2 separate regions of the Homo sapiens genome follow, and region 1 is linked to region 2. Evidence: chromatin loops called from intact Hi-C (ENCODE). Cell type or tissue: endothelial cell of umbilical vein. All regions are shown on one strand.

The links. Peaks named below come from ENCODE experiments on the same cell type or tissue, not always from the same donor. Only the 100,000 strongest peaks of a DNase experiment are listed, where the experiment ranks them.
Region 1: it touches region 2 in a loop (17-fold over the local background); 3 of 110 quality-filtered maps call a loop at or near these places.

What each region holds. Positions count from the first base shown.
Region 1 is chr2:190,631,440-190,633,939 of GRCh38, forward strand. The region is part of intron 4 of NEMP2-DT (NEMP2 divergent transcript); the gene reads left to right. It also overlaps a transcript of NEMP2 not described here. Among named protein-coding and RNA genes, the nearest start is that of NAB1, 16 kb to the right of the region's middle. In endothelial cell of umbilical vein, no CTCF peak of the experiment used is centred here; no DNase peak of the experiment used is centred here.
Region 2 is chr2:190,758,902-190,761,401 of GRCh38, forward strand. LOC124907946 (a long non-coding RNA gene) reads right to left here and starts at 1,600. Exons shown (of 2, transcript XR_007087780.1): 1 at 1,191-1,600. RefSeq lists an enhancer at 908-2,107. In endothelial cell of umbilical vein, no CTCF peak of the experiment used is centred here; a DNase peak (open chromatin) is centred at 980; H3K27ac peaks cover 863 bases.

The DNA of each region.
Region 1 (2,500 bases), 130 kb before region 2:
TGGTTTTATAAGATCAATGTAAAAAAAACTTTATATTAATATTTTACTACTTTTATTTTGAATATGTACCAAAGAGCATATGTTATATTTTAAAGCTAATTTGGTAATTTAGAATAAGACTTATAAAAGCAACTTCTTTCAGATTATATATTAACACATGTTGATTGCAGAATATTTGGATAATATAGATCAATACTGTATAACCTAATCCACAAAACCACTTTATTGTTATAGTCATGACTTTTATTTTTGTAATTAATTTCTCAAATCCTCACTTACCCTATCAGGAGACAGTCCAATATAGACTTTCCCCAAATTGTCCAAAGATACCATGGGCTGGGCATGGTGGCTCATGCCTGTAATCCCAACACTTTGGGAAGCCCAGGCAGGCAGGTTGCTTGAGTCCAGGAGTTCGAGACCAGCCTGGGCAACATGACAAAACCCCATCTCTACTAAAAATACAAAAATTAGCTGGGCATGGTGGCACGCATCTGTAGTTCCAGCTACTCGGGAGGCTGAGGTGGGAGAATCACCTGAGCTCAGGAGGTAGAGCCTGCAGTGAACTGAGATAACGCCACTGCACTCTTGCCTGGGCAACTGGAGTAAGACTCTGTCTCAAAAAAAGAAAAAAGAAAAGAAAAGAAAAGAAAAAGACACTATGGTCTTACTGGATCCAAAGAGTGACAAGGGTGAGTTGTGTTTCCATTGCTAGGTCTAGAGGGAAGTGGGAAGCTTGACCATTTCACTAGTGCTCTCCTTCCTTGCAGCCTCACAGGGCTCTGTGGAAGTATGGTCCTGCATGGTCCATGCTGTGGCAAATGCCCTTGCTGCATCTGGCCCTGCCTAGCCATGTAGGGCCCCAACCTGGGGTCCTACAATTATAGGTCTCTTGGAGTCCCTCTCAGTCAATGATAGTCACCATTTCCTGTATTCTCAGCATAGGACCAAAGTAGCTGGATCCCAAGAAGCTTCTAACTTAGCCACATGCTGTGCTTCCTCCAAGAATGCCTAAGCCCTTAAATTTATCCCAGGATGTCAACTTAGGTTTGCTGATTCCTAATGATAATTTTATTTCAGGTCCTCATTACTGTTCTCTGATAATGGGCCTTGGCCAGGTTACCCTGATCAATCTTGAAAAGAGCAGGGTAGAATATGTGTCCTTGCCTTTCCAGATGGTCAGGGCTCCATCCTCATATTATCCAACCACTTCATCAGGGACCAACTTTGTTTACCCTGGGTTTCAGAGAATGGCATAATACCAGAAGGATGGGTAAACTCTATTCCCAACATTTCCATAACTAAGGGGGGCAACTGGAATGACTTGGCAGGCGACAAATGAAATCCTGTTATGTCAATTAAAAAAAAATCCATGACCAAGCAGTAATATGTGGTCATTATAGAATATACAGAATATTACAAAGAAAATAAAAATCCTTCATAATCCCATCCACAGATAACCTGTTAATGCTGTAGAGGACTCTTGTCCTAACTTGCCTTCCCACCCACCGTTGCAGTACTCTTCCATACCCATCCAACAATTTAGACACGTTGCTGCTCTGAACACTCCATTCTTTACTTCTTTGTGCATTGTATTTCCTTGTCCTGCAATGCCTTCCTATTTTTCCCTGTTGAAATCTACTTCTTTTAAGGTCCAGATCGAATGTCACTTTCCTCTTAAGTGCATTCTGATTGCACCCTCTGAATGAAGCTCCACCTACTCGGACCACCCACAATTTGTACTTTACTTGAGGCACATATATCATGCCTTTGAACTGTACTAATTGTTGCAGTAGTGTCAACTCCACGACTAAACTGAAAGTTTGAGAGTAATTCCTACTTGAGAGTAAGAATTTTGTTGCATTCAACTTTTCCTTTTTTTTTTTTTTTTTTGGAGACAGGGTTTCGCTCTTGTTGCCCAGGTTGGAGTGCAATGGCGCGATCTTGGCTCACTGCAGCCTCTGCGTCTCGGGTTCAAGTGATTCTCTCGCCTCAGCCTCCTGAGTAGCTGGGATTACAGGCACCCACCACCATGCCCAGCTAATTTTTGTATTTTTAGTAGAGACGGGGTTTCACCATGTTGGCCAGGCTGGTCTCAAACTCCTGACCTCAGGTGATCCACCTGCCTCAGCCACCCAAAGTGCTGGGATTACAGGCATGAGCCACTGCGCCCAGCCCATATTCAACTTTTCATCTCCCATGTCAACTGGTACAATGCCTTCCTTGCAAATAGTATGTACTCAGCAAATGTTTGTTAAAAAACACATGTGTGTACCTAGCAATAGAGAGATAACATATCAATTAACTTGGCCTAGTCAAATTCTTTAACTTTATTAAAATAAAAAATGATAAGGCCAGGTACTGTGGTTCACACCTGTAATCCCAGTGACTCAGGAGACTGATAAAGGAGGATCACCTGAGGCCTGGAATACAAGACCACCCTAAACAACAAAGCAAGACCCTGTCTCCACAACAAATTAAAAAATTAGCCAGGCATGGTGGT
Region 2 (2,500 bases):
TGCTAGTTCTATGCTTTATAACTCGAGTCCTTATTTATACAAAGAAAAGCTTTGCAATTCTGGCTCAGAAAAGATTTAATTAAAATCTTAGCTAAGGATCCTCATTCTCTTTACTTTCAATATGGAGAAAAGAAAGAGAAGTATTTATTTTTCCAGTAGCTTTCAGTTGATAATTTTAGGATTTAATAGCTAAATTATAATAGCACAAGTAAAATTTTATGTTGGTAATTTAATTTCTGGGATACCCTTAGCTAATAAATACACTTGGTGATTAGAAAAATGGAACATCAGGCTGGGCGCAGTGGCTCATGCCTGTAATCCCAGCACTTTGGGAGGCCGAGGCGGGCGTATCACCTGAGGTCGGGAGTTCAAGACCAGCCTGGCCAACATGGTGAAACCCCATCTCTACTAAAAATACAAAAATTAGCTGAGCCTGGTGGCACGCACCTGTAATCCCAGCTATTTGGGAAGCTGAGGCAGAATTGCTCAGCTTCTGAGCAATTTGAGAGAGAATTGCTTGAATCTGGGAGGCAGAGGTTGCAGCGAGCTGAGGTCACGTCACTGCACTCCAGCCTGGGTGACAGAGGAAAACTCCATCTCAAAAAAAAAAAAAAAAAAAGAAAAGAAAAAAAAAAAGAAAAATGTAACATCAGGTAGAATTATCCAAGTGTTTTTGTTTTTATTTTTATTTTTATTTTTTTTTAAGGCCAAACACAAATCCATCACAATTCTGGCACTTACTTTAAATGATAGGGTATTGGGCCGTATTTGTCAATCTCTTGTAAAGAAACCAGGGTGTTTTTATATTTACCTGAATATGTCTTTCTACCTCCACCACCTTTTCCATATTCATTCATGTAAATTATAAAAGTAAGGCAGTTACTGAGCCCAATATTCACTGATAACAAAGCAGGAAGCTTATGGGTATGAATCAGAGTGTGGATGACTCATTAAAAGCCAAATGTTTGTACGGAAAGCTCCCCTAAAATGGCACAAAAGCAAATATTTATAAACATGTTAAGAAAGCATTGTGGAACTCTTGGGAGGAGGGGTTAAAATATTGCCACACATTCCTAATTACACTATTACAATAAAACATTGCTTTGCTACCATGAAGTCTGACCCAGGCTCTAAACTCTTTAGCAATGGGGTTGCTCTAATTAGCTATAATAAGACTGATCCTGACTCACAGTGTGTCCGGAATTGGTGGGTTCTTGGTCTCACTGACTTCAAGAATGAAGCCACGGATCCTCGCGGTGAGTGTTACAGTTGGCGCGTCTGGAGTTTGTTCCTTCTGGTGTTCGGATGTGTTCGGAGTTTCTTTCTTCTGGTGGGTTCGTGGTCTCGCTGGCTCAGGAGTGAAGCTGCAGACCTTCGCGGTGAGTGTTACAGCTCTTAAGGCGGTGCGTCTGGAGTTGTTCGTTCCTCCCGGTGGGCTGGTGGCCTCGCTGGCTTCAGGATTGAAGCTGCAGACCTTCCCGGTGAGTGTTACAGCTCATAAAAGCAGTGTGGACTCAAAGAGTGAGCAGTAGCAAGATTTACCACAAAGAGCGAAAGAACAAATCTCCCACAACATGGAAACGGACGCAAGCTGGTTGCCACTACTAGCTCAGGCAGCCTGGTTTTATTCTCTTATCTGGCCCCACCCACTTCCTGCTGATTGGTAGAGCCCAGTGGTCTGTTTTGACAGGGCGCTGATTGGTGCCTTTACAATCCCTGAGCTAGACAGAAAGGTTCTCTAAGTCCACACCAGATTAGCTAGATACAGAGTGTGGACACAAAGGTTCTCCAAGGCCTCACCAGAGTAGCTAGATACAGAGTGTCGATTGGTGCATTCACAAACCCTAAGCTAGACACAGGGTGCTGATTGGTGTTTTTACAAACCTTGAGCTAGATACAGAGTGCTGATTGGTGTATTTACAATCCCTGAGCTAGACATAAAGGTTCTCCACGTCCCCACCAGACTCAGGAGCCCAGATGGCTTCACCTCGTGGATCCCGCACCGGGGCTGCAGATAGATGGAGCTGCCTGCCAGTCCCGCGTTGTTCGCCCGCACTCCTCAGCCCTTGGGTGGTCGATGGGACTGGGCGCCATGGAGCAGGGGGTGGCGCTCGTCAAGGAGGCTCGGGCCGCACAGGAGCCCACGGAGGGGGTCGGAGGCTCAGGCATGGCGGGCTGCAGGTCCCGAGCCCTGCCCCGCGGGAAGGCAGCTAAGGCCCGGTGAGAAATCGAGTGCAGCGCCGGTGGGCCGGCACTGCTGGGGGACCCAGTACACCCTCCGCAGCCGCTGGCCCGGGTGCTAAGCCCCTCATTGCCCGGGGCCGGCAGGGCCGGCCGGGCCGGCCGGCTGCTCCGAGTGCGGGGCCCGCCAAGCCCACGCCCACCCGGAACTCCAGCTGGCCCGCAAGCGCCGCGCGCAGCCCCGGTTCCCGCTCGCGCCTCTCCCTCCACACCTCCCTGCAAGCTGAGGGAGCCGGCTCCGGCCTTGGCCAGCCCAGAA